Regions from separate parts of the Homo sapiens genome. Here region 1 is linked to region 2. Evidence: read pairs that join two places in POLR2A ChIA-PET (ENCODE). Cell type or tissue: CD4-positive, alpha-beta T cell. All regions are shown on one strand. Each heading gives the region's core, and the rest is flanking DNA. Links, peaks and the distances in the headings are about the cores only. Region 1 has its middle 39 kb from the start of CCNE1. Region 2 holds the start of LOC107985345 (a long non-coding RNA gene).

What was found. ChIA-PET counts read pairs that join two places held together with the same protein. Peaks named below come from ENCODE experiments on the same cell type or tissue, not always from the same donor. Only the 100,000 strongest peaks of a DNase experiment are listed, where the experiment ranks them.
Region 1: POLR2A ChIA-PET joins it to region 2 with 5 read pairs; 15 of 35 experiments call an interaction of 5 or more read pairs at or near these places.

What each region holds. Positions count from the first base shown.
Region 1 is chr19:29,842,790-29,859,180 of GRCh38, reverse strand. No RefSeq gene overlaps it. Among named protein-coding and RNA genes, the nearest start is that of CCNE1, 39 kb to the right of the region's middle. RefSeq lists enhancers at 1-591, 592-1,430, 6,674-6,803 and silencers at 14,012-14,781, 14,812-14,971. In CD4-positive, alpha-beta T cell, for the core only: no CTCF peak of the experiment used is centred there; no DNase peak of the experiment used is centred there.
Region 2 is chr19:29,718,685-29,735,075 of GRCh38, reverse strand. LOC107985345 (a long non-coding RNA gene) reads right to left here and starts at 10,943. Exons shown (of 3, transcript XR_001753891.3): 1 at 10,793-10,943; 2 at 9,998-10,053. RefSeq lists enhancers at 4,165-4,214, 4,335-4,384 and a silencer at 6,345-6,539. In CD4-positive, alpha-beta T cell, for the core only: no CTCF peak of the experiment used is centred there; a DNase peak (open chromatin) is centred at 10,705; H3K4me3 peaks cover 743 bases; H3K27me3 peaks cover 1,020 bases.

The DNA.
Region 1 (16,391 bases), core at 5,253-10,252, 130 kb before region 2:
AAACCTACATACGCGCACCTGCCGCCTCCTCTGTCTAAAACAGCCCCATGCCCCACATCTCCCCATTGCAGACTGCTTCCTTGTTTTCAGGCCATGTCCCCTCCCCTCGACCTGCCATCTTCCCAGGGGTGTTGGGGGCTCCCTGGCAGCCACAAGGGAACATGCCGCCCCTGTGTGGGGAAGGGCTCCCTGCAAATGGCCAAAGTGTGGTGACCTTCAGCTCCTTTTTGTTTAGTGCTCCGGGACCCTGGGAGGCTCCCTTCCCCACCAAAGCCCCGGGAGCTCAGGAGGGTGGGGTTCCTGGACAGCTTCTCCTGAGGACTGCAAGGTAGGTCGGCTGCCTGCCGAGCCTCGGGCCCGAGGACTTGCAGCTCTTTCCTGGCCAGCACGGTAGGAGGCCCAGGTGTGTGAGTGACAGCGGGTGAGGGGCGATGAGAGGCTAGGCAGTTTGCAGCCATGGCGATCCTTCCGGAGGCCAACTCTGATGGGTTAGAATGGGCTGAGGGCTCCTTACTGCCCTCAAGATAATGTCTAGACTCGGGCTGCCCTGGTCCTGCTGCTCCCAGAGTGCCAAGCATTACCTGGCCTCCCTAGTCCCTCTCCCAAGCCCAACAGTCTGCATTCTAGCCACATCAGCCTCCTGCCAGTTCCTGAAAGCACAGGGTCTGGATTCTCTGGATTTGGGCATATTCCGTTCCCTCTGCCTGAAATCCTTTATTGTCCTGCAGGTCTCACTTAAGATGTCAGCTCCTCCAGGAAGCCCACCTTCCTTTAGCATGGAGCCAAGGATGGGAAGGGGTAGGCAGGCAGTCCCAGGCAGGGGCAGCTGGATGGCCACTAGGCTGCCTCATCCAGCTTCTCAGAATGGCCCAGGGCCTGGAAGCCAGGAGCTCTCTCCAGCCACCTGGGACTCTGTGGTATGTGGACTGGGGGGACGGGCACCCCGGGGGTGGAGGAAGGAGGGTGGCCAGGTGGAAGGCTCAGAACTGCCACCTGCTGGCCACTGAGAGGCGTGGCCTGGAGAGCTCTGAAAGCCGCCGACCTGAGGGATCTCCCAGCCTCTCCCCATTCCCACCTGGACTTCCTGCTGCGCATGGGAAAGGGAAGCCTGGCCACTCCAAAGTTGCCGAAATATTCTTTGACGAGTCAGAAAAAAAATGCCAAAACAAGGTTACAAAAACCATAGCTGGCTGGGCGCGGTAACTCACACCTGTAATTCCGGCACTTTGGGAGGTCGAGGCAGGAGAATCACTTGAGCACTGGAGATCAAAACCATCCTGAGCAACATAGAGAGATCCCTATCTCTACAAATAATTTAAAAATTAGCCAGGGCCAGGCACAGTGGCTCAGGCCGGAACAGTGGTTCACACCTGTAATCCCAGCACTTTGGGAGGCCGAGGCAGGCAGATCACTTGAGGCCAGGAGTTTGACACCAGCCTGGCCAACATGGTGAAACCCTGTCTCTACTAAAAATACAAAAATTAGCTGGGTGTGGTGCATGCCTGTAATCCCAGCTACTCGGGAGACTGAGGCACGATAATTGCTTGAACCACGGAGTCGTAGGTTGCAGTGAGCCGAGATCATGCCACTGCACTCTAGCCTGGGCAACAGAGCAACACTCTGTCTCAAAAAAAAAAAAAATCAGCCTGGCATTGTGGTGCACACCTGTGGTCATGACCACTCAGGAGGCAGAGGTGGGAGGATTGCTTGGGCTCAGGAGGTTAAGGCTGCAGTGAGCTATGATTGCACCACTGCACTCTAACCTGGGTGACAGAGCAAGACCCTGTGTCAAACACAAAAACAAAATACAAAAGAAAACAAAAATAACCGTAGCCTATTTAAAACGAGCAATTTAATGCTTTTTACACCAAAATATATACAACATAATGCAATTACGTTTTTTACAAGATAACTGGAGTTTTTAACCTATAAAAATACTTGGTCGTGGAGCACCACAGGTGCTCTGGGAAGGAGTCACACCACTAAAGTTGTTAAGTAAGCTTAACAGCTTAACAAGGGCATGGTGGCTCATGCCTGTAATCTCAGCACTTTGGGAGGCCAAGGCGGGTGGATCACTTGAGGTCAGGAGTTTGGAACCAGCCTGGCCAACATAGTGAAACCCCGTCTCTACTAAAAATACAAAAAATTAGCTGGGCGTGGTGGCGGGCGCCTGTAATACAAGCTATTCGGGAGGCTGAGGCAGGAATCACTTGAACCTGGGAGGCAGAGGTTGCAGTGAGCCGAGATTGAGCCATTGCACTCCAGCCTGGGCGACAAGAGCAAAACTCCATCTCAAAGAAAAGTAGATAAATAAATAAATAATAAAGTTGTTGAATGGATGTGAGCCTCTCTCCCTCCCCTCTCTGACTCTGTGTAACCTCATTTGGAGAGGATAGTTCCTTTGGGACCCTGAGGCCTGGATCAAGTGGCCCACATGCTCCTTGTATGGATAAGGAAACTGAGGCCTGGAGCAGGGAAGAGGCTAGCCCAAATGGGGCCTTGCAAACCAGGCTGTCCCCTCTCCCTGCAGTTCCTTCCCTCCAGGCTCTGAGGAGCTCTGCACCCTTCTCTGAGCCACCAGCTCTGGCAGGAGCCTGGCCTCCCAGGCTTCAGGGACCGGCCACGGGGCCCCCTCCCTGAGCCGCCCCTTCATCCAGCATCCTCTGCCTGACTTCCCTGCCCTTTATAAATATGCATTGGGCCAGAGAGATAGGGGGCCTCTTTTTGAGGAAAAATTAACCACAATGACAAACTTAGATATTCATGCAAACCATCAGCCTGTTAGACTGATTATGCAGAATGCAAACTGTGAGTATCTGAGTGACTGAGCGGGCTCATCAAAGGCGCCGTCAGGCAGCAGGGGTGCTCCCGGCCTAGCCCACCTTCCCACCGCCTTTGTACTCTCTGCTCAGCCCCGGTGCAGGCCACCGGGCTACTTCCCTCACACAGCACCCGTTTCTGACGCAGGGACCCCTCCACGCTCTATTTTAAAGGATTAATTAACGTTGTAAGATTGGCAGGGAGAGCTCCACCTGGCTATCTGCTGCATGAAAGCATCCGCTCACTAGAGTATTTTAAGCTCACAGTGCAGACCATATGGTATTTCAGAGAACACAAGTTGAAAGTACAGTACATATTTATTCCTTCCACAGAGAGCATTAGAGGGGTTTAAGTATTTTATGAAAGCCTGTATGTGCGGGCATGTGTGTGTGCACGTGCGCGCGCGTGTGTGCATGTGTATGAAGCCAGCAGAAATATACTCCACTCAGAGAAAAAATAAATTACACAGATTTATTTTCATCTCTCTGCCAACCCACCCCATAGCAACAGTGAAAACTTGGTCTATGTAAACTCGAGAAAACAAGAAATATTTTATCAAGTCGTCTCAACTCATGGCTATTGCCAATTCCCCTCTTTCTGGAAACACAAGCAGTCTCCTCATGTCAGTTTTGCAGGCAGAGGGGAGGGAGTGGGGGGCAGGTGTCAGATGAGAGGGGTCAGGCCACGTGGGAAGCCCCAGGCCTGCTTCCCAGGCAGGAAGTGCAGACCCTGTGCCATCGGCTTGGGAAAGGCCCTTCCTCTTTCTAAGCTCAGTTCCCTGTCTGGAACAACATGATCTCTTGGGATAAAATAACTAGATACAAAAGGTAAAGGAAGTGCCTGGCACAGGGCAAGCAACACTCGTGAATCCTGGATCCGGAACTTTGAGAAAAACTTATGTTGTGGAAGTCTGTTGATTTCATCCTCCCAGCATGCATCTCCCTTATCTTGGTAACAGTCCCGCCCTCATCCTTGGGGAAGCCCCCTTCTGTCCAGGTGATTGGGATGGAGTTACCTCTGGCCCTGACTTTAGGGGTGGCCATGACCAGGGCTGGCCAATCAGGGCCCTTCATCTCCCCAGCCTCCGGGACTGGCTCAGGGATGGTCACATGACCGAAGACAGATTAATGAGGCTCAGCCCTGAGACTTTTGCTGGAATTCCTGGGAAAGAGGCTGTCTTTCTCCCAGCAGCCTTGCTAGGCTGGGACCTTAGAGCTTACTGCTAAGCTAGACTTGGGAAAAAAAAAAAACTAGTGATAGAAGAATCTAGGGTAGATGTAGATTCTGTCTAATGGACAACTCCCCTCTCCTAAGCAGGGACAGGAACTGAAGTTCTAAAAAGAAATAAAAATATTAAAGGAAGAAATAAGGTAGAGTAAGGGAAGCTGATCAGGTTCAGCTGCCCAAGGGCCTGACTGTCCTCTCCTGAAAAAGCCACAGGTCTGATCGAATCTGGACAGGAAAGAGCTCTGGGGAATGTCTGGCTGCCCCACCCTTCAACAGCTCCGGCTCTGCCCCAAAACTCCTCTGACAGAGACCTGGGACCTGAGAGAGGCAGGGCCTCAGAAGCGGTGGAGGGGCGCCTACAGCCTTGGAAGGCATCTCCAGCACTGGACTTCCACCCCTTTTTCACAGGGAGAGACTCTTGTCAGGGCAGAAGTTTGTGGCCTCAGAAGTTCGTAAAAAGCACTTAGTGTAAGTGTGCGAGCGAGAACAGACTTTGGAATCTTCTAGACTTCCCTCAACCCCACCATTCTATGCATGAGAAAACTCAGTACCTGGAAGATATAACTACTTTTCATCCAGCCTCTCCCCGATCCCACATCCACCATTTTCAAGGTTTTTCCTTCCTATATGCAGGAGGGAAGATATTTTCAGGCCACAAGATGTAGATGGGAAAATGCACTTTTCTCTACCATTCTATAACTGAAAATTTTACACGATGGCCGAAGAGTCAATCTAGTCAGATGGTGGTTTTCTCAGAAACTTTGAGCTTTGTTCAGTCATTTCAGATTTAAATTCAGCCAGTTTAGACTTTCCTCCCCACCCTCTTCCTCCTTCTGAGTTTCAAGGACTAACAGAGTCATGGCACTGTTGACAGCGTCGTTGCTCAGAGGTCCTGCTCTTGTCATGGTCAACTACCTAATATCTGATCAACCCTTCCGGAGCTAACAGCCACAAATCCGAACAGTAACTGAAGTCCCCAGACAGCAACAAAAAGGCAGATACTGCAGGAGAATCAATACTTAGAAGAGAACAGCACTGGGCAAGTTTCCCTTCTGATGGATCTGAGCCATTCAGGACTACTCCATGCAGGACTCAGATAGAAATTCTTGGGTAGAAAAGTCTTATTGCGCTGGGCACGGTGGCTCACACCTGTAATCCCAGCACTTTGGGAGGCTGAGGCGGGGGGATCACTTGAGCTCAGGAGTTCGAGACCAGCCTGGCCAACATGGTGAAACCCCATCTCTACTAAAAATACAAAAATTAGCCGAACATGATGGCGCGTGCTTGCAATCCCAGCTACCAGGGAGGCTTAGGCAGGAGAATCTCTTGAACCCGGGAGGTGGAGGTTACAGTGAGCTGAAATCGAGCCACTGAACTCCAGCCTGGGTGACAGAGTGAGATTCCATCTCAAAAAAGAAAAAACAAACAAACAAACTTACTGGCTTGAAAAACTAAAGGTCACTGTAATTACAGAAACTAAAAACAAAAAACAAAAACGACTGGCGAAATTTCTAAAAAAAAAAAATAAAAAGAGAGAGAAAAGCCATGCGCAGTGGCTTACGCTTGTAATCCCAGCACTTTGGGAGGCCGAGGCGGGTGGATCACGAGGTCAGGAGTTCAAGACCAGCCTGGCCAACATGGTGAAACTCCGTCTCTACTAAAATTACGAACATTAGCTGGACCTGGTGGAGGGCACCTGTAATCCCAGCTACTCAGGAGGTCAAGGCAGGAGAATCACTTGAACCCAGGAGGCAGAGGTTGCAGTGAGCCGAGATCATGCCACTGCACTCCAGCCTGGGCAACAGAGCTAGACTCCATCTCAAAAAAAAAAAAAGAGCCACAGAAGGGGAGTCCCCAAATCCATGTATAAAATGCACAAATCTCTTGCCAACTCCAGAATCAGGTATGAGTGAGGAAGTCATTAAGCAGCAGTTAAGGCTAAATGAACTTCAGATTTCAACTGTCATCCTCTATAGGGGAGAGAGAGTTTACATGTTAAGTTTAGCCAAGTTAATTGCCTACTTAAACAAAAAAATCAATACTCTTCATATTTAAAAATTGCTATGACAGTAGATCTTAAACGTTCTCACCACACACACACAAAAAAAACGATAAGCATATGAGGTGGTAGATATGTTGATTAACTTGGTGGAATCATTTTACAATGTATACAGATACCGAAACATCATGTTGGGAGCTAAATGATGAGAACTTATGAACACAAAGAAGAAGGAAACAACAGACACTGAGGGGGAGAATGGGAGGCGGGAGAGGAGCAAAAAAAGATAACTATTGGGTACTGGGCTTAATACCTGGGTGATGTAATAATATGTATAATAAACCCCCATTTGTTGTACAATAAACCCTGTTTATCTGTGTAACAAACCTTCACATGTGCCCCCAAACCAAAAATAAAAATTTTTTTAAAAACCCATCATGTTGTAAATATCTATGATTTTTATATATCAACTATACCTTAATAAAGCTGGGGTGGGGGAAGAACCAATACTCTTTAAAGTATAAAGAGTCCAGAGTCTCTGCAACATGTCATGGCAACATCCAGGATAAAATCCAAAATTACCAGACATGTGAAAACAGGAAAACAAGACCCAAACTCCAGAGAAAAGAAAACCAATGGATACGACATAAAAAGTGACCTGTGGTGATGAAACTAGCAGATGGTAACTTTAGGGCAGCTCTCATAACTACACAGATGAATACAAAGGAAACTCTGATCAATATGTATAAAAAGACAACTATTCTCAGCAGAGAACTAGAAACTATGAGAAACAAGACTTGTTGCTCTCTGATGTGGAAATCCACTGGTTACAGTTGAGACATCTACACTTGTAGGCATCAGCTGAGAAAGCCATGCTTCCACCTGAGTCGCAGTTACCAGACCACACTAGCCCCTGTTCATCCTGCTCTTGCAGAGTAAGAGGCCCCATCAAGTGTGCAAGTCCTCCCTTGAGAAACATCCTCCCCATCTCTTGGGCACAGGAAAATGTGACTGATACCCAAACCCCAGGGTCAAATCTGTGTGGAAAATCTGAAAGAATGTATCAAAAATAAAATAAATAGAAGTGACTAGAAACTGAAATTTTAAAATCAATACCATTTAAAATGACACTTGAAGAATGAAATATCAGCCAGGCATGAGGGAGTGTGCCCATAGTCTCAGCTACTGGGGAGGCTGAGGTGGGAGGATCACTGAATCCCAGGGCCTCCAGGCTGCAGGGAACCATGGTCACGCCACTGCACTCCACCCTGGGTGACACAGCAACTCTAAAAATAAACAAGTAAATAAATCAATAGTGAAATTCTTAGGGATGAATCTAACAAAATATGTTTATGATTGGTATGCCAAAACATACAAAACATCATTTAAAGAAATGAAGGGCCAGGGGTAGTGGCTCACGCATGTAATCTCAGCACTTTGGGAGACTGAGGCGGGCGGATCACCTGAGGTCAGGAGTTCGAGACCAGCCTGGTCAATATGGCAAAACCTCGTCTCTACTACAAATACAAAAATTAGCCAGGTGTGGTGGCACACACCTATAATCCCAGCTACTCAGGAGGCCAAGGCAGGAGAATTGTGTGAACCCAGGAGGAGGGGGTTGCAGTGAGCACAAATCGTGCCACTGCACTCTAGCCTGGGCAACAGAGTGATACTCCATCTCATAAAAAGAAACAAGGTTAATTAATTAATTAATTAAGGAAGACCTAAATAAGTGGAGATATACATCTATACCATGTTCATGAATTGGAAGACTCAATATTTTTAAAATGTAGCTCTTCCCAAATTGATCTACAGCTTCAGTGCAATCCCAATCTATATCCCAGCAGGCTTTGTTGGTAGCATATGACAAGCTGATGTTAAAATTTAAATGAGAATGCATTACAGCTTCGTTCTGTCAAAAAAAAAAAAAAAAAAAAAAGAGAGAGAGAACATGCAAAAGATTTAAAATGGCTAAAGCTATTTTTTAAAAAGATAGACAAATTTGGAGAACTTTCACTACTTGATTTCAAGATTTATTATAAAGCTATACTAATCAAAGTAGTATGGGGCCGGGCATGGTGGCTCCCACCTGTAATACCAGCACTTTGGGAGGCTGAGGCAGGAGGAACATCTGAGGTCAGGAGTTCAAGACCAGCCTGACCAACATGGTGAAACCCCATCGCTACTAAAAATACAAAATTAGCTGGCCGTGGTGGCGCACGCCTATAGTCCCAGTTACTCGGGAGGCTGAGGCAGGAGAATTGCTTGAACCTGGGAGGCAGAGGTTGCAGTGAGCCGAGACTGCGCCACTGCACTCCAGCCTGGACAACAGAGAGAAACTCCATCTCAAAAAAAAGAAAAAAAAAAAGAGGAGATTTATTATGGGAATTGGCTCATGCAGTTATGGAGGCTGAGAAGTCCCATGACCTGCTATCTGTGAGTTGGAGATCCAGGAAAGACAATGGGGTAATTCAGTCTATGTCCAAAGTCCTGAGAACCCAGGAAGCCAATGGTGTAACTCTCACCATTGCACTGAAGCTATAGATCAATTTGGGAAGAACTGACATTTTAACAATACCAAGTCTTCCAATTCATGAACATGGTATAGATGTATATCTCCATTTATTTAGGTCTTCCTTAATTTCTTTCAACAGGCTGGGTGTGGTGGCTCATGCCTGTAATCCCAGCGCTTTGGGAGGCAGTGATGGGCAGATCATCTGAGGTCAAGAGTTCAAGACTAGCCTGGCGAATATGGTGAAACCCCGTCTCTACTAAAAATACAAAAATTAGTTGGGTGCAGTGGCAGGTGCCAGTAATCCCAGCTACTGGGGAGGCTGAGGCAGAAGATCGCTTGAACCCAGGAGGCAGAGGTTGCAGTGAGCTGAGATCGTGCCACTGCACTCCGGCTTGGGTGACAGAGTGAGGCTCCATCTCAAAAAAAAAAAAAAATTCTTTCAACAAAGAGCGTGAAGGCCTGTGAACCAGGAACTCCAATGTCTGATGTCCGGGAACTAAAGATGGATGTCTCAGCTCAAGGAGAGAGAATTCACCCTTCCTCTGCATTTTTGTTCTATCTGGGTCCTCAATAGATTGGATGATGCTTGCCCACATTGGTGAGGGCACACTTCCTTTACTCAGTCTCTTGATTCTAATGCTAGTCTCTTCCAGAAACAATCTCACAGGCATACACAGAAACAGTGTTTCCCCAGCTTTCTGGGCTTCTCCTACCCAGTGAGGTTGACACCTAAAATTAACCATCACACCCTTCCTACCCCACCTCTCATTCCAGAGCTGAGCAACATCCAAAATGGTACCGGCTCAAAGCACAACCTCACCTCAAAGCCAGGTGGGGCTGGGACTTGAACTACCTGGAGCTGATGACTTCATTTGCCACTTGAGCTGACAGTACTCAGTTGCATCCTTTGGTCCTCAGTTTCTTCCTAAAGGCCCCTAGACTGCTGTCCCATGACTGAAAAATGTTTTGTTTTGTTTTTAAAGTCAGGGAATCTCCATTTGTCTATGCTGTTTGACAGAAGAGGAGGGAGGAAGATAAGTGGTTTCAGATATCCTTTCTCCTTTGACTCCTAACACCAATTCTGAGTTAGGCCTTATTATTATTCCCATCTCACTGGGAAGAACACCAAAGTTCACTGTGGCTGGGTTTCCTGCCCAAGTTCTCATCTCTAGAGAGTAGAAAAGGGAATGGAATATATGTAAACTCCAAAGTCCAAGCTGTGCCCTCTAAATCCTTTCTGCCTTGACAGAGGAGCAGGATCTGGAATTCTCCAGTTTCTGCCTCCTTATCTGACCTCTGCTTCCTTATAGGCATAGTGAAAATATGCCTAACCCTTCTTAGACACCCTGCGGGCGTCTTCCAACTTTCTTTCTACCTAAATTCAAAGGCATTTATTGGGGGCAAGGCAGGAGGATCAGTGACAAAGGCTCAGAAATCTACAAAACGCTCCAAGGCAGATGCAAATGTCATCTCTGGTCTCACTTCTGAGAAGCTGGAACAAAGTCATTTTGTATTTTGCTCTCAGCTGTCTTTCACCAAGTTCCCCAAACTCCTTCCCAGAGGCCAAGCGCTAGGGAATCCCTGCCCTCTGTAAAAATACTTGTCATTGTCTTCATGTACCAAGTTCTACCTGTCCAGGTCCCTCTGGGGGATACCTACGTCATAAGCAACGCTGTGGACCTCTGATGAAGTCTCTTTAGGTACATAACCAAGAGTGAAACTGTGCGGAACGTACAGGGCTGGGCCTAGGGCAAGGCAATGCGGCACCTAAGGTATAAAATTTAAGAACAGACCCGGTGCGGTGGCTCAAGCCTGCTATCCCAGCACTTTGGGAGGCTGAGGCAGGAGAATCACCTGAGGTCAGGAGTTCTAGACCAGCCTGGCCAACATGGTGAAACCCGGTCTCTACTAAAAATACAAAAATTAGCTCGGTGTGATGCACGCCTGTAATCCCAGCTACTCCGGAGGCTAAAGCATGAGAATCACTTGAACCCTGGAGGCAGAGGTTGCAGTGAACCGAGATCACACCACTGCAATCCAGGCTGGGTGACAGAGCAAGACTCTGTCTCAAAAACAAACAAAAAAACTAAGAAAGCCCTCACTTTCAGGGCTTTATAAGGGGTGGGGTCGACCCTGACAGTAAGTGCTTCCTTACGTGTGTGCCCAAGCACCTCCCTTCCTCTCCCTGGTCCTAGCTCTGCAAAAGTATACACGTATTTAATTTCACTGTAACTGGCCACACACTCACTCACAAGTGCATGGGACTCCCTCTCTCATCCATCCACGCCAGCACTTCACATCATCTGGCTTGCTGAGTTGTATCAGCTCGTGGGGCAATGTGACATCTCATTCCTTCCCCTTGCCTTCTTCTGACTGCCAGTGAGAATGAGCCTCTCTGGATACCTCAGTCATTCTGATTTTTCTTTCTGTGAACGGCATATATATATCTGGCCCATTATCATTACTATTATTATTATTATTTTGAGACAGGGTCTCACCATGTCACCCAGGCTGGAGTGCATTGGCGCCATCTCAGCTTATTGCAACCTCCGCCTCCTGGGTTCAAGCGATTCTTGTGCCTCAGCCTCCAGAGCAGCTGGGATTACAGGTGCACACCACCACACCCCCGGTTCATTTTTTTTTTTTTTTTTTTTTTTGTATTTTTAGTAGAGACAGGGTTTCATCATGTTGACCAGGCTGGTCTCGAACTCCTGACCTCAAATGATCTGCCCGCCTTGGCCTCCCAAAGTGCTGGGATTACAGGCATGAGCCACCGCACCCGGCTGCCCATTATTTTTTAAATTCGGTTTCCTATCTCTTTCTCTTTTGTGCTGATTTTCAGAAGCTCCTTGTGTATTCTAGTTATAGCCTTTTGTTCATTTAAAACATGGATAATATCTTCTAGCTTATCACTCATATGTTAATTTTGTCTGTAGCAAAGCAACATTTTTTCATTTTGGTGTAGTCAAAATCCATCACGTCTCACCTTTCAGCTTATGATTTGGAGGTCATGAGAAATCCCTTCCTATCACAGAAATATTATATGTTACCATATATAACTGAGTTTATGCTGTACTCTCCAAACTATTCCACTTACCTGTTTTTCTGTACCAATATCACCTTATTTTAATTACTATGCCTTTGTAATCCGTTTTAATGCCTGTTGAATAAGAGTTCCCTTTGTCCTCTTTCAAGATTGTCTTAGCAGATCATGGATTTTTATTCTTCCTTAAAAGTTAAGAATCAAGTTTCTCAAGTTCCAAAATAATTGGGCTGGAATTTTTACTGAAATTGCAATGCATAGTTAGATCATGTAACAGAAAATTTACATTCCTTCAAGGTTAAGACATTATCTCACTATTTATGTATTCAAGCCTTTTTAAACAAAATCTATATATTAGAATTTCAGGTTTTTCTCCTTAAAGATTCTGTGCATTTTTTTATTAGGTTAATGCATAAATATTTCAGTATCATGCAGAATACCTTATTTTTATTACTCACAATACGTGTATTATTTTTGGGGAGGAACCCATTACTGACTTTATATTCTGACCTTTATTATTATTATTATTGAGACAGAGTTTCACTCTGTAGCCCAGGCTGGAGTGCAGTGGTGTGATCTCGGCTCACTGCAACTCTGCATCCCACGTTCAAGCGATTCTCTTGCCTCAGCCTCCCCAGTAGCCAGGATTACAGGCACACGCCACCATGCCCGAATATTTTTTGTATTTTTAGTAGAGATAGGGTTTCACCACGTTGGCCAGGCTGGTTTCGAACTCCTGACCTCAAGTGGTCCGCCCTCCTTGGCCTCCCAAAGTGCTGGGATTACAGGTGTGAGCCACCGCACCCAGCCTCTGATCTTTAATAGAAGAGGGTTGGCCGGGCGCGGTGGCTCACGCGTGTAATCCCAGCACTATGGGAGGCCGAGGTGGGCGGATCACGAGGTCAGGATATCGACACCATCCTGGCTAACATGGTGAAACCCCGCCTCTACTAAAAATACAAAAAATTAGCTGGGCATGGTGGCGGGTGCCTGTAGCCCCAGCAACTCGGGAGGCTGAGGCAGGAGAATGGTGTGAACCCGGGAGGCAGAGCTTGCAGTGAGCTGAGATTGTGCCACTGCACTCCAGCCTGCGTGACAGAGCAAGACTCCGTCTCAAAAAAAAGAAAAAAAAAAAAGAAGAGGGTCTCACTATGTTGCCCAGGCTGGTCTTGAACTCCTGGCCTCATGCAATCCTCCTGCCTCAGCCTCCCACAGTGTTGGGATTACAGGCGTGAGCCTCCACACCTGGCCCTATTCTGACCTTAAACTACCTTTGTGCAACTCTCTCATTAGGTTAATTTTTCTGTTGATTCTTGTTTTCTATGTCGATGATCATCACTTGACAATAACAGTGCTTTCATTTTGCTTCCGATCCTTCTATCACTCACTTTTCTCATCCCATTGCACTGGACAAGACTTGCAAGTACCAGGTTGAACAGTGGCAAGGCCAGACAGAGGGCACCCTTGTTTTTTTTTTTTTGAGTTGTAAAAAGATGGAGAGCTTTGGCTTTCAGCCTACTGCTTAAAGAAGAAAAATGCAATCATTAGAAATTAGATCTTGAGAAAGATCCCTGCGACTGCCCGTGAAGGCGAGACTTAAGAGTAGTAAGCCAAGAGGCAGAAAGATCGGTCGCCTACGAGTCCAGGTGAAGCATCATGTGTTTCAGACCAGGGCCGTGGAGACAAGTGTAGCAGAGAATTGTGGGTCGGGTGGGGTGGAGGAAGAACTGATGGGATTCTGGGACAGATCAGAGGGAGGAGAGTGAGGAGTCAAGACGGAAGCGCTATCTGGGGCTTGCCTGCCACTGAGCAGACCGTGATGCCACTCCCTGAGGAGGAGACCCAGGGTGAAACGAGAAGGAAGAAGGACTTCACTGCACACACGTTGACTCAGAAGGGCCGTGGAACACCCGGCCGGCGGGGAATACGGAGCTCAGAGCAGCGGGCTGCGCGGGGGCGTAAAAATGTGGCTGTCAGGGGTCCAAACAGCATCAATGTTCAGAAAGCACGTGGAAAACAGTTTAGCTACTGTTAGAACTATCAGGATCATCCGCATGCAGGTAGGCGTTAAAACCTAGGATGGACGAGATCTGCCAGGGGCAGCCCAGAAGCCAAAGGGGCCGAGACCTAAGCCCCTGGAGGCAGCAGCTAGAGGGGCAGAGACAGCAGGAAGGGGGCCCCGGTGGGTCAAGGAAGGAGTACCAAGGAGGAGTGGCTCTGCCATGGACGCAGAGGAATCTGGGAGTGACGGCGCCTGTCCGCGCTCTATCCCGTTCTGCCTGCCGAGGGCAGGGCCAGCGCAACGCAACCTGCAAACCCGCCTTCGGCTGCTGCGAGGCACTCAGATCTCGCCGCGAAGAAGACGCCACGGCACAGTTGAACTACAGACCCCGTCCACCGCTGTTCCGGCCCCGCCCCTCTCACATTGCGGGCCTCTCAGCGCCCCTACGCACAGCACGGCCCGCCCACCGCCGCCCTGGCCCCACCCACCCCGCCGCAGGCCCCGCGGAGCTCCGACGCACAGCCTGTCCCCGCCCACTGTTGCTCTGGCCCCGCCCCTCTCGCCGGGGGCTTCTCAGAGCACCTACGTACAGCCAGGCCCAGTCCACCAACCGCCCTGGCCCTGCCCCTCCCGCAGTGCGGGCCCCTAAGAGCCCCTGTGCATTGCCAGGCCCCGCCCCTCACCGCCCTGACACCGCCTTTTGCGGTGCGGGCCGCTCAGAACCCCCCCGCAAGGGGCGGCCCCGCCCCTACCTCTCCGGCCCCGCCCCTACCTCTCCGGCCCCGCCCCTACCTCTCCGGCCCCGCCCCTAACTCTTCGGCCCCGCCCCCACCTCTTCGGCCCTGCCCCTCCCGCGGCGCGCGCCCGGAAGTGCTCCCGCGCCCTGGCAGCGCGGACACAGCGGAGTGGCTGGGCCAAGCCCGCCCAGGGAGGCCGTGGCTCGCTCCAGTCTCCCGGGTGGGGCGGGGGGCGTCCGGGCGACGTGAGGCCGCGCTCGGGCCCCCAACCCCCAGCATCCGCCTTGGCCAGGCTGCAGACGCGCGGCGCGGGAGACGCGGGGCGGGGAGACGCGGGGCGGGGCGGGGCGGGGCAGCGCATCACGTGGGTAAACACGGCGCACGTGGAGCGCAGCCTGAGCTCTAGGGCGGGGCGGCAGTCCCAGCCCTTGAGCCCGGGCTGTGCCGGTCCCAGGCCCTGGGGAGCCGGTGAGGCGTGGGCGCAGGCCGGGGTCCGCGTTGGCCCAGCTGAGCCTCAGTTCATTCTGTTAAAACGTTAATAGGCCAGCGCTGTGGGAGGCCAAGGCAGGAGGATCGCTGTTGGCCAGGGGTTCCAGACCAGCCTGAGCAACACAGGAGATCTCATTGGTACAAAAAATAATAAAAAATGTTGCTGGGTGTGATGGTGCCCACCTGTAATCCCAGCTACTTGGGAGGCTGAGGTGGGAGGATCGCTTGAGCTTGGGAGTTCGAAGCTGCAGTGAGCGCTGATCGCACCACTGCACTGCAGCCTGGGTGACAGAGACCTTGTCTCCAAAACAATACGTAAAAAATAAAACCAAACTAGCCACGCAAACACTGACGTTGGCTCAGCCTGCCAGGCCCTGCCCAAGGGAACATGATAACCCTGTCAGGTGGGCACCATCCTATTTCACAGAAGGGGAAAGTGGAGGCCAAGGCGGTTAAGAAACTTGCCCAAAGCACTTGGCTGGAAACCGGTGCAACGCAGGTCCGACCTTTTGCAGCGAGGCCCCTTCGTGCTTTGGCCTCGGCCTGCATGACAGGGGCACTGGCAGTCGGGGACGCTGGGGGTCAGCTCCTGGCGTCCTGCCCCTGCCCCTCAGGGCCGGCCTGGCCTGGTACGCTCGGCGGGGCTGGTTTCCCCGTTTGTGCAATGGAGTAGCAGAGGTGCCGCCTCCAGAGGAGGCTCAGAGGCGGCCCTCCCCAAATCGTGGCGATAGCTTCCGCCGGGCGTGGTGAGAATGGAACTGGCCGGGGCCTCGGGCCCCAAGTCGCTGCTCACCGGACTGCCGCCCCCTCCTCCGGGGCCACCCTGTCTCCTCCCAGAGGTGGGGGATGGGCAGAGCCCCGTGCAGGGAAGGCGTCTAGAGCACGCGTGGGCTCCTTCCAGGAGCTGGAGCTGACTTCTACCCAGGCCGGCCTCCCTCCTCTCCCCTCCTCCTCTTCCTCTCCCTTTTCCTCCTCCTCCTCTGCCCATGCCGCGTGACCAGGAGGCGCCGCATTCAGAGTCGGCCCCAGCCTGGGGCCAGCCAAGCTGTCAGCCCGGACTGGCGGCGGAGGAGGCCTGGGAGGGGCCCCTGGGAGGGGGCAGAAGTGCTCAGAATTCCTAGGAAGCGCTTGTCCCGGCAGAAGAGCTAAGCTGCCGAGCTTCAGCGGGGCAACGCATGCCCTATGCAGGCCTATGTGGCCAGGGCCACCCCAGGGCCAGAAACCCCAAAAGCTGATGACTGGGCCCCAACCCTCAGTTGGATTTTGGGAGTCCTATGAGCTGGTTAATGAGAAGTCCTATCAACCAGCCCCGGGCTTCTCATGCAGTGTCTTGTCACAGGCCCTGAAGCCAGGCCCCATGTGGGACCTTGCGCAAGTTGCGGGACCTTGGGCAAGTTGCAGGACCTCCCTGTTTCTCAGTTTCCTCTTCTCTAAAATGGGGCCAGTGATCATTCCCACCCCATAGGATTGTGAGAAAATGAAATGACTAAACAGGAGTAAAGCCAGGGCGGCAGTTCTTCCCTCAAGGTTAGTTTTATGGATGTTTCCACGGAAGCTCC
Region 2 (16,391 bases), core at 8,228-13,227:
GGTGTCTGAGACAAAAGGAAAAATCAGTACTACTGACCTATGGAAATGGCACTAGCGTGCCAATCATTGGACTTACGTTAAGGTCTGCCAAAAAGCCTCTCCTGCAGAGGAGGCACCTAGCAACTGGGTGGACAGGATGGTTCATCCTCTGGGCATCAGCCAGCATCAGCCACCCCACGGCAGGGGAAATAGATAGTTCCATGAATGGTGTGGCCATGGTGGCAAAAGTCAAGGGAGGCATGAGCCCAACACAAGTTCCCTCTTGCTAGAGATGACCTGGCTGCTGCCGCTACTGAATGCCCTACCTGCCAACCACATGGACTAATAATGAGCCCTCAAGATGGCACCATTTCACAAGGAGATCAGGCAGTCACAGTGCAAAGTTCATTATATGAGACCCCTTCTGTCATTGATGAGACAGCGATGAGTCCTAGCAGAGTGAACACCGACTCTGGATATGGATTTTCCTTCCTTGCAACAGTGCCTTCACTGGCATCACCAACAGAGCACTTACGGTCGTCTCTGATTTATTGGCAGGGGATTTGAACAACACTGCCTCAAGCCAAGGGGTCTGTTTTACAGCAAAGAAGCTATGGCTCCAAGGTTCCTCTGGAAGCAGCAGGCCTACAAGAACATCAGGATGACCTGTGCCAAGGCTATGCCAGGGTGAAAGCGTGAGCCCACACCCTGTATAATTGGGATACTATCCTTGAAACTGTGGTGTACGTGCCTTACCAAGAGCAGACACATGGTGCTATGATCCCAAAAGCAGAAAGACATGGGGCTGGAAACCCAGGGGGTGGCGGGGGGAGTGAGATCGGCTGCTCTCACCATCACTCGCAGAGACCACCTTGAGAAATGTGTGCTTCCTGTGTCCACAGCTTTGGGTGGGGCTCTAGCAAATTCGACGTCTTAGTTCTTGATGGGGGAGGAGGAGCGGAGAGTGGACTCCTCCACCAGGGAACATCACCAATTCTACAGAACTTGAAAATACAAATACTCCCTGGTCCTCTTGGGCTTCTCAAGTCAGTGGGCCAGAGGCAATTAGCAACAATTAGGATAACGGAGTTTCTACATGCAAAAGAATGAAGAGGTAGCCCCTACATTATACGGTATAAATGTTAACTCAGCATGGATCAATGACAAACATCAGAACTCTTACAAGAAAACATATAGGTAAATCTTCACGACCTTGGATTTGGTAATGGATTCTCAGATACGACACCAAAAACATGAGCAAAGAAAGAAAAAGAGACAAATTGGAATTCATCAAAACTAAACACTTTTGTGCATGAAAGGACATTATCAAGAAACTGAAAAAACAACCGATGCAATGGGAGAAAATATCTGCAAATCATATATCTGATAAAGTTTTAAAATCAAGAATATATAAGGAACTCCTACAACTCAATAACAAAAAGACAACTCAATTAAAAATGAGTAAAGGATTTGAACAGATACACATCCAAAGAAAATATACAAATGACCACAGGAAAGTATACTCAACATCGCTAAACACTAGGAAAATGCAGATCAAAACCAAAATGAGATACCACCCCACACCCATTAGAATGCCTGCTATATATTAATAAAAGAAAAATGAAAACACGATAAACTAAAAATAACATGTATTGATGAGAGTGTGTTGGTAAGAAATTGGAATCTTTGTGCACGGTTAGTGGGAATGTGGAATGGTGCAGCCAGCCTGGAGAACAATATGGCAGTTTCTCAAAAAATTAAACATAGAATTAACATAGAATCAGCTACTCCACTGCTAGGCATATACCCTGAAGAACTGAAAGCAGGACTCAGAGACATCCATGCTGATGTTCACTGCAGCATTATCCACAAGGGCCCAAAAGTGGAAACAAGCCAAGTTGCCATTAACAGGTGAATGAATAACAAAATGTGGCACGCCTTGTACATACAATGGAACATTATTCAGCCATAAAAGTGCATGAAGCTTTAATACATGCACCACATGGATGGACCTTGAAAACACTATACTATGTAAAATAAGTCAGTTTCAAAAGGACAAGTATCATATCATTCTACTTGTTTGAAACATCTACAAGAGACAAAGTAGCAGAGAAAGTAGGCTAGTGATTACTAGGGGCTGAGGGGAGAGGGGATGGGGAGGTGTTGCTTAATGGTTACAAGGCTTCTGTTTAAGGCAATTAAAAAGTTTTGGAAATACATAGTAGCAATGGTTGTCCAGCAATGTTCATATAACTCAGGCCACTGAATGAACATTTAAAAATGGTTAAAATGGGCTGGGCATGGTGGTTCACGCCTGTAATCCCAGCACTTTGGGAGGCCAAGGGGTGGGTGGATCACCTGAGGTCAGGAGTTTGAGACCAGCCTGACCAATATGGTGAAACCCCGTCTCTACTAAAAATACAAAAATTAGCTGGGCATGGCTGCGTGTGCCTGTAATCTCAGCTACTCCGGAGGCTGAGGCAAGAGAATCGCTTGAACCCAGAAAGTGGAAGTTGCAGTGAGCCAAGATCGCGCCCCTGCACTCCAGCATGGGCAACAAGAGTGAAACTCCGTCTTAATAATAATAATAATAATAATAATAATAATAAAATGGTTAAAGTGGCACATTTTATGTTGTGTGTATTTTACTGCAATAAAAAAAGTACTGATTAAACTGGCAGGAGAAACTAGTTCTGATTATTGCAAGGAGATAGAGTTGTTTCTCCATGAGGGATGGATGAGTATGTTTGGGACTCAGGAGAGTCACTGGGCTGTCTCTTAGTATCTTATTTATTTATTTACTTATTATTTTTGGAGACAGGGTTTTGCTCTGTTGCCCAGCTAGAGTGCAATGGTGCAATCACGGCTCACTGCAGCCTCAACCTCCTGGGCTCAAGCGATCCTCCCACCTCCGCCTCCTGAGTAGCTGGGACTACAGGCATGTGCCACCACACCTGAATAATTATTTTTCTTTAGAGATGGGGTCTTGCTCTGTTGCCCAGGCTGGTCTCAAACTCCTGGGCTGAAGTGATCTGCCTGCTTCAGCCTCCCAAAGTGCTGGGATTACAGATGTGAGCCACTGCGCCCTGCCTTCTTGGTGAATCTTGAACCTGCAATTAGATAAAATAGGCAGTCACAGCAGCCAAGGGCCAACCAAGACAAAGCTCAGGAAAGACTCAGAAACTGCAGGGGGGAAGGTGTGGTCACCTCACCTGGCACACAACTTAAACAAGCCAAAGTGCTGGCCAAGAGTGAGGGACATCTGGAGTGGTAGGTGCAGGAGGGAGACGATGAATAGCAACTGTAGTTTCATTCACAGTAGGATTTCCGCAGGCCTCCCCCTTGAAGACCTGGTGACAGGTTGGATTTGATGCAGGGCATGCCTGAGTCTCAGCGGTCCAAGAGGGAGATGATCAGACAATCACGGGCACCGCCTCGCATCCTCCTGGCCTCCGCTGATTCAGCTATGGCAGTGGTGAGCAGTTTTGTGCAAGCTTCAGCTCATTTGGGCCTCACAGCACCTTGCCTCAAGCATGCTGTTTGCTTTGGCCCCAGGGCTTCCTGAATGCTGTGGCATGGGATGGCAGAAAGAGCCCATTCAGCATGCAAACATATGTTCAGCCCGAAGGTACGGGGGTTACCGTTCCCAGGGAACTCTCAGCAAATGGGGGAGAGGCAGAAGATTCTGAAAGGTCTTCTGTCTACTCAGCAGTCCGCGTGGGACCGAGCCCTGGGTGCCTGTAGAGGGGACCAGCCTTGGTAATCCACCCTTGTGTTGGCTTGTCCTTCACTGTGTCACCTTCCCTGTTTCCTCATCCTGCTTCCTAAAATTGCCTCCAAACTCCACCTTCCCTCAGAGAAGGACTGAAGTAGGTAAGTGGAATTTAGTATCAGGTTTGTAAGGGTGAGATCGCAAAGTACTTAAGATACAAACACAAAGTGTCTATCCTACAGACCTGGGCTCAGTCCTTTTTTTTTTTTTTTTTTTTTTTAGACAGGACTGGAGTGCAGTGGCGTGATCTCGGCTCACTGCAACCTCTGCCTCCTGAGGGTTCAAGCAATTCTCCTGCCTCAGCCTCCCGAGTAGCTGGGATTACAGGCACCAGGCTAATTTCTGTATTTTTAGGAGAGACAGGGTTTCACCATGTTGGCCAGGCTGGTTTCGAACTCCTGACCACAAATTATCCACCAGACTTGGCCTCCCAAAGCACTGGGATTACAGGTGTGAGTGAGCCACTGCACTGGGCCACAGCCAGTGTTGAAATTCCACATAATCACAGACTAAGTTAAAATTTCAAATTAAACATATCTGGATAATTTCATCATAGCAGAAATGGTGAAGGGGTAAATTCTGGCAAAGTGACACGCTCAGTTTGTTAGGTTACAATCGGGAGGGCAGCGTCTTGAACGCGCTCCGGCGCCCATGGTCCCTGGATTTCCTAATCTATAGCACCCTCTAGTGTTAGCTTTGCTTCATGTCCAGAGCTCAGTGGTAAAAGCCTGAAATTCTGCCTCTGCACAAACCATGCTAAGTGGAAATTTGTGACAGAAGAGGCTCCTTTTATTGCTTTTTCTCTAAGGAGAAGTCATCAGGTGCTTAAATCTTTGGAAATAAATTTGTGCCACCTGTATGTTTAAAATAAAGTATCATGCTTTATGCTTCATTTGTTCTTCCAACAAGTAATTGTTGGGGGTCCCTGCGGTCTGCAGAAGGCCCCATGTTGGAGCAGGAGGTTTTAAATGAAAACGCTGCACATTTTCACAGATGAACAGGGAAGGAGGGTGTCACGCCAATGTCCAAACGGGGAAGTAGTTGGCCGGTGCGTGCAGGGGAGAGAGCTGCCACCGTTCCCCCTCAGTCCCACCTCAGAATTCATCATCCTACCTGGCTCGGAAACAGATTTGGGGAGCATAAGCTCTCTTTATAGTTTGCCCCACAATCAATTTCAGTGCATCTGTGCAGAGTGACATGAACTGTCCTAAATGTCTTCTAAAATAAAAAGACACCTTTGCCTCACTCGGGGCTTCGCAGCATTAAATGTACTTGGGTTAAAGGCTTCAGCGTACTCCAGTGGGGGCGCATCTTCCTACACTTTGGATAATTCATATGCATGAGAAGACATCGTCATTTTCGGTGCAGTTCTGAAAGGAAGTATTAAGGGCGAGAATTTGATTTTAAGTGAGGGAAGGGGAAAAAAAGGTGTGAATTTAGCTCCAGACTCTGCAGAGGATGAAAGAAGATGTTATATTTCTGTTTGAGACGTTGCAAATCACTCTAGAGTGCCCTCTGAACTTCTCCCTCAGCCCACCTGTCCACAGAATGGCTGGGATTCACTCCACTCTCCAGGATTTACTGTCACCTCTCCCATCCACAGTCTTTTAGGAACAGACCATCTCAGACAGCCCCTAAAGTTACCGCATGGACAACAAATTGTTCTGCAAAGTGATAGCATAGAATGCACCAAAACATCTTGAAAGAAACTTACTCAAGATGTGCTTGTTTCCTCAAGATGATATTTTATTTGTTTTAACCGGCAGTCTTGTGGGTATATATGTCTATGTTTAGCCAAAATGAAAAATGCTCCTAAAATAAAATCTCAGAAACTTTGACCAGAGTGCTTGTATGTTCTAAGGGGGAAAGAGTGTTGCATAATTCGTTACGGGGGCAGACTAAACCTTCCCTCCACTTAGAAGAGTGGGGCTGGGTGTGGTGGCTCATGCCTGTAGTCCCAGCACTTCGGGAGGCCAAGGCAGGAGGCCAGGAGTTCAAGACTAGCCTGGGCAATACAGGGAGACTCTGTCTCTAAAAATAATTTAAAAATTAGCCAGGTGTGGTGGCATGCACCTGTAGTCCCAGCTACTCAGGAGGCTGAGGTGGGATGATCACTTGATTCCAGGAATTCCAGGCTGCAGTGAGCTATGATTATACCACTGCACTCCAGCCGGGGTGACACAGTGAGACCCTGTTTCTAAAAAATAATTTAAAATAAAACTAAGTAGAAGAAAGATGGGCACTAAGCCTAAAAATTTGACCTCACTAAACATAAGGTGTTAGTTCAGAGCTCTGGACCCCAAAAGCTGTGGCCTGGAGTGGGTGAGTGTTTTATTGTCCCTGATATGGGAAAAGGAGTCCAGGAAGAGGCTGGTCCACAGATAAGAGAGTAGCAGGAGACCCTGTAAGATGCTGAGAGCCTGGCTGGGCCCAAGTAACTCTCAAGAACCAGGAGGTCTCAATATTCCCTTCCAGGCACCTGGTGAGCCACGCCGCTACATTGAACCCTCACTGGCCACTGTAGACCCAACAGTCAAAGTCTGTGGCACCAACACCTTGTGTTATAGAGACTTTGGGGAAGTCCCCGAGAAGGTCTGGAGCTCCCAGTTCATTTGGGCCAGGCACACTGAACAGAGGGAGGGCTGGAGGAGCTGAGGAGGGAGGCGAGGAGGCGAACCCTGAAGAATCAGGCTTTAGAGGCTCCTGATCAGGAGAAACGCACAGGTGGCTCTTACCACCTCTCTCAGCAACCTTTAGAGATTCCGGGCTGGTGTCTGCTAGCTTAAAAATCACTCATTTAAAATAATTAAAAATCATTTAGAAAAGGAGGGCTTTATTTCTCATATAGAGTTACAACCTGCAAGGCAGCCACCCTGACTGGCTAAGAAGTGTAGTCTCCAGTAGAAGCCAATAGGCAGGCACTTTGAGGAAGGGTGGGAGGGGATAAGACAGGAATTCAAGCTGAATGGGTTGGCCAGGTATACATATTCAACGGGATATAGGAAGAGCTATGAATATTCTTGGAAGGAGGCCATACACATGTGTGATAAGCAAACATGCATGTTACACACATCCCATGTTCACCTTGGAGTGGAGAATACACATTTAAGTGTATTACAATCGGGCTGTAGACGTCAAAAGGTGAATCAGGGACATGAAGGCATTGCACAGCCTCTGTAAATGGGCAGAACCAGGCCATGGTCAGTGGTCTCTTATCAGGAGAAAGTTACTGAATCAGCCTCTTGTCCAATCAAAGCTGCAGTTCTGGCTGGTGGAACGAGGGTCAGTTAGTGTCTGGCAGCGGGCGAACTGCAATTGTTTTAATATTACCTATCTCCAAGCCATTGGCTTGTTTAGCTGCTAGAGAAAAAGAAACCCCTTGCGGCAGCTGGAAACTAGTTTATTCTTTAAGTGTAGGGGTGTGTGACTTAACCCTTCCCTGATATGGCCCTTAGGTCCTGGTTATGATTTGGTATCTTACTGTCACAGAGTCCATTCTGCCAGTCTTATGACCTCTATTTTATTTTTATTTTTTAGAGACAGGGTCTCAGTCCATCACCCAGGCTGGAGTACAGTGGCGTGATCTCGGCTCACTGCAACCTCCACCTCCCAGGTTCAAGCAATTCTCCTGCCTTAGCCCCCTGAGTAGCTGGGATTACAGGCACCCACACACCCGGCTAATTTTTGTATTTTTAGTAGAGAAGTGGTTTCACCATGTTGGCCAGGCTGGTCTCGAACTCCTGACCACAGTTGATCCTCCCACCTCAGCCTCCCAAAGTGCTGGGACTACAGGCGTGAGCCACTGCGACCACCATGACCTCTATTTTAACATGAATGCTGCTCATTTGTGTTTAAGCCACAAAAGGGAGTGGGTAGAGCGGGGTGTGTCTGACCTCCCTTCCCATCATGGCTGGGAACTCTGTGGTTAAGTTTCCTCTGGGGTCCCCTTGGCCAAGAGGGGGTCTGTTCAGTTGGTTGGGGGGCGCTGAGGATTTCATCTGTAGTTCTCATGTTTCACTGTAAGTAGACTGAGGGCTTAAATCACTTTTATTTGTTAATGTTAAGGGGGACGTCCATTAAACCTGAAAGACTTGGGGACACCAACAAGGCTGATAGCCATTAGATAATTATTATTAATGACAGTCATTAGTGATACCAATTATGTACCAATCATTCCGGGCATGAGAGCTACAGGGATAAATAAGACATAACAGCCTCCTCCCTTGTGGAGCCTGCCTTCTGGGAAGGGGGAGTGTTGGTATTCCATGAAAGTGTGACAATATCAAAACAGGCACAGTGGCTCACGCCTGTAATCCCAGCACTTTGGGAGGCAGAGGCGAGTGGATCACTTGAGGTCAGGAGTTTGAGACCAGCCTGACCAACATGGTGAAATCCTGTCTCTCCTAAAAATACGAAAAATTAGTCTGGCATGGTGGCGGGTGCCTGCAATCCCAGCTACTTGGGAGGCTGAGGCAGGACAATTGCTTGAACCCGGGAGGCAGAGGTTGCAGTGAGCTGAGATCGCAGCCATCGCACTCCAGCCTGGGCGACAGAGTGAGACTCCTTCTCAAAAAAAAAAAAAAAAAAATCTTATTTTTTGTCTGTTGTTCTACTAACAGGTTTGGCTTGCAGGAAATCTGCAATGCCTGGGACATTTCAGATTTGCAATTTAGGGAGGACCAGGGTGTACAGACCTCCAACCTTGGCACTCAGAGCTTAGTCTCCTCCCTGACTTTCCCTCTTTTTTTTTAAATTGCTTTGTCATCCAGGCTGGAGTGCAATGGCACGATCATACCTCATCACAGCCTTGAGCTCCTGGACTCAAGCGATCCTCCTGCCCCAGCCTCCTGTGTAGCTGGGACTACAGATGTGCGCCACCATATCCAGCTAATTTTTTATTTTTGTAGTGACGGCTCTCTATGTTGCCCAGTCTGGTCTTGAACTCCTGGCCTCAAGCGATCCTCCCACCCCAGCTTCTCAAAGTGGTGGGATTACAGGCGTGAGCCACCAAACCTGGCCTGTACTTCCCATTTGGCAGCACTGTCTCGATAGTATTGTAGCTCTGGTTGCTGTGTTCATGCATACACTTACGTTTTCTTTCTCTGAAAAGTCAGGGATGCCAGAAGGGGACCTTATCTCTCTTGGCTACTGTTCTATTCCCCAGTCTGAAGGGGGAGCTGGCACTGGGAAGGCCCTGAGTCCATGTTTGTTGTCTGGGAATACCATTAAAGGTAACTGACCACTTTTGTTTGCATTGACTAGAAAGACAAGAAATGATGGCTTTAGCTGTATAATACTCTCCTCCTCCAGGCACTTGCAACAGCCCTACCAAATCATATTAATGATAATCACTCATGGTAACCAGTCTCTGAGTTGGACCCAGTGATCCATGCCTACCAGCCTTCATGCCTCTGTGCAGTCCCAGCCACATGGACGAATGTGTAGGGGTGTTGCAGTGATGGTGTGCAACCTTTAAGCCAGATCATGAAGACGCTGTGGCTTCTGCTTGGTTGTTTGGATCCTTCCCTCTGGAGGATGCCAGCTTCCTCATCAAGAGGACATTGGAACAGCCTGTGGAGAGCCCCACATGCTGAGGCACTCAGGCCTCATGGCCAACAGCCCAGCCACATGAGAAAGTGGTCCTCTGGGAAGCACATCACCAGGCCCAAGCACCCCTTCAGATGACTACAGCCTCAAGAGAGGGCCCAATCTAGAACCGCTCAGCTACAGCACTCTCAAATTCCTGACCCTTGGGAGCTGTGAGAGAGGACATTGGTCTTAAGCCACTAAGTTTTGCATTTGATATGCAGCAATAAATAACAACTACAGTGATACTGATGTTGTTCCTTAATAATACCAATTAGTGATGATTTCTTAGTCTTTTTTTTTTTTTTTAAAGAAATGGGGTCTTGCTATGTCTCCTAGGCTGGAGGGCAGTGATGCAATCATAGCTCACTGCAGCCTCAAACTCCTGGGTTCGAGTGATCCTCCTGCCTCAGCCTCCCAAGTAGCTGAGACTACAGGCACAGGCTACCACACCCGGCTAATTTTTAAATCTGTTGTAGAGACGAGGTCTCACTATGTTACCCAGGTTGGTCTTGAACTCCTAGGCCTTCCAAAGTGCTGGGATTACAGGTGTGAGCCACGATGCCAGGCCCCACATTATCTTTTTTAAAAGATGCAATATAAAACCTTAGCAAACAGTGTGCTCGCTTTGCAAATGCAGCTTTAAGAGAAGCCCCTTACCTTCCAATTGCATCGTTGCCCCCGAGTCCCTCCTACGCGGAAATCTGGTGCTTTCACTGTAAGAAAAGCAGGCATAAGAAAGTGAGAGGGTTGAAGTTCTATTTATTGCCACAGTCAAAGGGGGCAGCCAGAATAAACGCAGGGTTTCCGGGGAGTTAGCTGTGGAGCGCAGCAGAAAGGCCGCTGGGGTCTGGCTGGGAGGACAGATTTCCTTGGCGCGCTGTGCAGCCTTCCCAGAGGATGGGAGCCGGGGGGGATGGGGGGCGAATTATTTCAATAATAAAGGAAAGGAAGATTTTTATTTTAGGTCAATAAAACAAAAAACTCGACCATAATTCGTTAATTTTATTGAAATGGCATGCAAATTACTTGATGAAACTTAGCAGAAAAGCGGCTCGGTGCAAACAACGAGCATTGTTTGGGAGCGCGTTTCCCGTTGGTCTCAAATCCACATACAATATTTCCTTAGTGCTTAATTATTTCCCCACTGCTCGCGTCTGCAGGGCTGAGCCCTTTGTCTGGCTCGCTTTGCACGCGGCGGGCAGCAAGTGCGGCGCCCTCCCCCGCGCCCGGCACAGATGGGGCCCCGGGGCCTTTGTTTTAGGGGTGGAGCGACAAGATCTGTAAAGCGGGCGCTCCAGGCTCGGTGCACGTGCTGCGGGCGCGGGGGTCCCCAGGCCACCGTCCCCTTCCTTCCTCCGCCCCATTGTCTGCCGGCGTATGGGAAGCCGCTGCGCTCCTGCCGTGCGAGCGCTGTAATCTTTGAGGTTTCTGCAGATTTGTGGAGGAGCTTACTTGACAGCAATCTCTTGGCGTGCTCAGATCACTCTGCAAGCCTCTGGCACACGCAGGGCCGCCGCTAAAGCAAGGGCCTCTGGTACCCCGGGCCTGCCCCGCGCAGCTCCCCCTGGCAGCTCCTCCAGCAAAGCACCTCAGCACCGAAAAATAAAATCCTACGGCGGGGATTTAGACCAGAGAGGAGTGAGGGTTTGGGGCCTGGCGCCTGCTTGAGCCTCGGGTAGGGGAGGGTCTTCCTTGGCTACTGGGTATGCTGTGGGCCCACGCTGCACCCCTAAATTCCTGACCCACAGGACCTGCCAAAGGTAATCCATCGCCCCAAAGTCACCCTATTCGGGTGGGATCTCTGCTTTCATAACAGAGAAGGGTCCCAGCAAGGGGACTGAGGAATGAATGTGTGCAAAACACTGGTTTCATTCTGAAGTCAGAAGTGTGGTTCCCCCATGCAGCTGGAATTTTGCAGGGACGGCCCGGCTATAAGATGGGTAATGCATGTAGAGTAGGAGGGAGGGCAGACCCCAGAGACCCCACCCCACTGCAGGTGAAACGCAAAAGAATGCCTTGCAGATTCCAAGGTGCCCACTCTTCCCGGCGCTCCAAACTATCAGGATGTTTTCCGTGCTGGAGGAGTCCCTGACATTTCCTCCTCTCTGATTTTCGCCATATTTACAACGTGTGTGTGTGTTTACCTTCCTGGACTTCCCTGCCTTCCAAAGGCGCTCTGCACCCAGTGCAAATGCCCTCACCCTCAGGGCCCTCTCAGGTCTCCCCATCTCTGCCAGCCGTGTGTTAAGCGAAGAACAGAGGCTTGAAGGCCAAGAGCCCTAGATTTCTGTTCTGATTGTGTTACTGACAGTGTGATCAAGGGCAGGTCCCTTCCTCTCTCTATTTTCGGGGTAGCCTAAGAAATCGTCTGAGAACTGGAGGGGCTCTGTCTAATCGAAGACTGTGACTGCGGAGCCTCGGTTCTTTGCAGGGCCCAGAACCCGCCCCTCCATCAGCAGTTCCAGACTCTGAGCCTGGGAGCGTGCATTACCAGGAACATGGAGACACGGTGGCTACACGTGAAGGTGGGTTCTGATGATGCTAGATTGCTGTGGGCAGATATTCTGGGACTTCTCAGAGCCCTGAAATCCTTCCTTTGTGGAAAAGTCAACTGGGCCGAAAGTTGGACCTGATGTCCAAGATTTGAGGGTCACCCTTCCCCACGGGTGGGGTCTCTTGGAGGGGAAGACCTTCACTGTTGGAGTCAGCAAGCCCATTCCTGAATCCCAGCTCTGCCTCTAGCAGCTGCGGGTGTCTGCAGCCTCTAATTTAACCAAGAAAATCTCCAGCCCCCTGCTTTTCAAGGTGGAGCTACCACCTGAAATAGGATGTGACCTAGCCTGAATGTGCCTAGAAGTTTCAGCTCCTCTGTTTTCATGATCACTAGTATTAGTGTTTCATGATCACTAGTATTTACCTTCTCAAAATATAGTTTGTCAGCCGTGTGCCGTGACTCATGCCTGTAATTCCAGCACTTTGGGAGGCCAAGGTGGGTGGGTCACTTGAGGGCAAATCGCTTGATGTCAGGCGTTCAAGACCGGCCTGGACAACATGGCGAAACCCCGTCCCTACTAAAAATACAAAAATTTGCCAGAAATTGCTTGAGCTTGGGAGGCAGAGGTTGCAGTGAGCCAAGATTGTGTCACTGCACTCCAGCCTGGGTGACAGAGCGAGGCTTCGTCTAAAAAAATAAAAAATAAAAAGTTAGCCAGGCATGGTGGTACACACCTGTAGTCCCAACTACTAGGGAGGCTGAGGTAAGAGAATTTCTTGAACCTGGGAGGCAGAGGTTGCAGTGAGCCGAGACTGCACCACTGCACTCCAGCCTGGGAGACAAAGTGAGACTCCATCTCAAAAAAAATTAATACCAGGGTTATGGAGACTTCTCCAGCAATAATGAAAGAAATTTTGCAGATATATAGAGACAATCTAGGTGACATTCTTTTTAAAATTGTGTGCACCACAGGCTAACAAACAAGCAAATACCATGGGTGACTTCATTTATGTACACTGGAGCGAAAGAGAACATTCTGCTATAGAACAAAACCTCAAACAGACCAAAGCTCCAATAGAAGAAAAGACAAACCACCCCCACCCCAAATTCAAAGCTGCCTTAAAGTAAAACTAGTGGGAGAAAGAATTTGCATCCTCTGAGCAATTTGAAATAAAAACTTCAGAATCATAATAGTGACTCTACCATAATTTTCTGTAATAAAACATCTATTATAACAGATATGGCAATACAATAAAAGTCCTATTGTTCCAGAAACTGTATTATAACTGAAACAGGATAATTATAGAAATACTTGCGTGAGAATTGCATGTTCAACAGAACCATTGAAAAATCATTCTTCTCAGACTGAAAATAAGTCTTCCAGGCACAGAAGAACTCTTCAGTGAGATCTGAAATGCAAGACAAGGTGGATTTTTTTTAAGTCTTTTATAGCAGCTTGACCTTCTAAAGTCTCGTCAGGGCCATCTGTAAACTCCAAGGCCCCATCAGCCTCCAGCTCTGAGTTCCACACTTTATTTGGAATACTAACATCTATGAGTAGATTTTTAAGTAGGGCATCTCTTTATATTCTTTCAATAGACAGATTTTCGGGTGAATCTTGGCTCTATCGAGTTCATTTGTAAATTCTAACTTAGAATTTTTAGCTTTTTAGAACAGTTGACCTCTGGAACATTTTGTAGAAATCCCATCCTATGTGGAAGGCATTGCTGATAGTACCACCCTCCCTGTTTTATAGTTTACAAAGCACCTTTCAGTTTTTATTCCTCTTTGAATCCTCACAATAATCCCAGGTTGTTGAGAGCAGGGATTCTCATCCTGATTTTGTATTTGAGAAAATTGAGGATTATCTGTTTGGGAGCAGGGGCTGGGGGATTTGTCTGGAAGCTGTGTTTGCAGTGTAAGCATGCTGTTTTTACTTAGTTTGTCTTTTTTTTTTTTTTTTTGCTGTGGCTTTGGGGAAACTGATGAGAATTAGTGAGGAACCAGAGGGCCTGCAAGCCCTCTGTGACAAGTAGGGCTTGTCATCACTACTGACTTTTAATGTCCCATCTTGGGTAACCTGGTACTTGAAAGGTTGGGAACCTGGAGGAAATTCACTGAGTGATGATGGTGGCTGAGGGACTGAGGGAGGGAGCTGGGAGGAAATAATAATAATAATGACAATGATGATAACACACACTCAACATGACAGCAAATATGCAGAGTGGTGCTAAGTGGTGACTAAAGGGACATGATAACCATCTACAAATATTTGAAGGATGTAAACACCAAGGAAGAAGATGAATTAATTATTTAAAAGAACAGTGATGAAGCCTGGGAAGAGATCATTACCAGTCCCCAAGCCACCTTGTCCTTCCACAACCCTTTCAGGATTAAGCTCTCCCAAGACCGAAGGGAGGTGGCAGGATGGTTTCCCTGCACACAACAGTCTTGACATAGGCATGGCCCGAGGCTGTTAATATTTTTTTGAGACAGGATCTCACTCTGTTGCCCGGCGAAGTGTAGCAGTACGATCACAGCTCACTGCAATGCAGCCTCAGTCTCCTGGGCTCAAGCGATCCTTCCACCTCAGCCTCTTGAGTAGCTGGGTCTACAGACACATGCCACCATGCCCGACTAATTTTTAAATTTTTTGTAAAGATGAGGTATTGCTATGTTGCCCAGGCTGGTCTTGAACTCCTGGTCTGAAGTAATTCTCCCACCGTGACCTCCCAAAGTGCTGGAATTACACTAGTGAGCCACCGCGCTTAACCCGAGGCTGTTATTTTTATTTTTTTGAGACGAGGTCTCGCTCTGTCGCACAGGCTGGTGTGCGGAGTGCAGTGGGGCCATCTCAGCACACTGCAACCTCCGCCTCCCAGATTTAAGCGATTCTCCTGCCTCAGCCTCCCGAGTAGCTGAGACTACAGGCGCGCTACAGCACGCCCAGCTAATTTTTGTATTTTTAGAAGAGACGGAGTTTCACCATGTTGACCAGGATGGTCTCGATCTCTTGATTTCGTGATCTGCCTGCCTCGGCCTCCCAAAGGGCTGGGATTACAGGCATGAGCCACCATGCTCAGCCCAAGGCTGTTATTTTTATTGTGCCATGGGTGGACATGTATGTACTATGCACGTGCTCAGATTATAATAATCACAGCTGGCATCTGGTGAATACTTCGTGCTAGGGTTTGCATGTTTCCTTTAAAACTCATGTTGAAATTCAATGGCCGTTGTGGTGAGATAGATATATATTATATTAAATATTATATATAATATTGTATTATATATAATTATATATAATAATATAATATATAATTATATATAATATATAAATACATATTTATATATTTAATATTTATATATTTATATATTTATTTTTTATATTATATATATAATATATAATATAATTATATATAATTTATATATATATATAATTTATATATATATAATTATATATATATAATTTAATATATATAAATATATATAATTATATATAATTATATAATAGTACAATTATATATACTGATATATTATATTATATATTATATAATTCTATATCTTTGTCCAAACTTATATATTATATAATTCTATATCTTTGTCCAAACTTATATATTATATATATTTTATATATATATAAATATATATATTTATATTATATAAATATATATATTTATATTATATAAATATATTTATATATTATATATATAATATATATATAATATATATAAATATATATAAATATAATATATATATAAATATATATAATATATATATAAATATGTATATTATATATATAAATATATATATTATATATATATATAATTTATATATATATTTATATATATATAAATTATATATATATAATTATATATATAATATATATAATTATATATAATTATATAATAGTACAATTATATATACTGATATATTATATTATATATTATATAATTCTATATCTTTGTCCAAACTTATATATTATATAATTCTATATCTTTGTCCAAACTTATATATTATATATATTTTATATAATATATAATATATGTTATATATATTATACGATATATATTTTATATATATATATTTTTTTTGAGATGGAGTCTACCCTGTTACCCAAGCTGGGGTGCAGTGGCATTTTCTTGGCTCACTGCAACCTCCACCTCCCGAGTTCAAGAGACTCTTCTGCCTCAGCCTCCCGAGTAGGTGGGATTACAGGCATGTGCCTCCATGCCCGGCTAATTTTTTTATTTTTAATAGAGATGGGGTTTTGCCATGTTGGCCTGGCTGGTCTCAAACTCCTGACCTCAGGTGATCTGCATTGGCCTCCCAAATTGCTAGGAGAACCTTTCAGCAGTGATGAGGTCATGAGGGCTTTGCCCTCATGAGTGGATTAATGCTGTGATCACAGGAGTGGGCTCTTGATAAAGGAATAAGGGTGGCCCTCTTCCCTCTCTTATGCTCCCTCTTTATGTGATAACTTCTGCCATCTTATCATGTAGCAAGAAGGCCCTCACCAGATGTGGCCCTTAGATCTTGGAATTTCCAGCCTCCAGAACT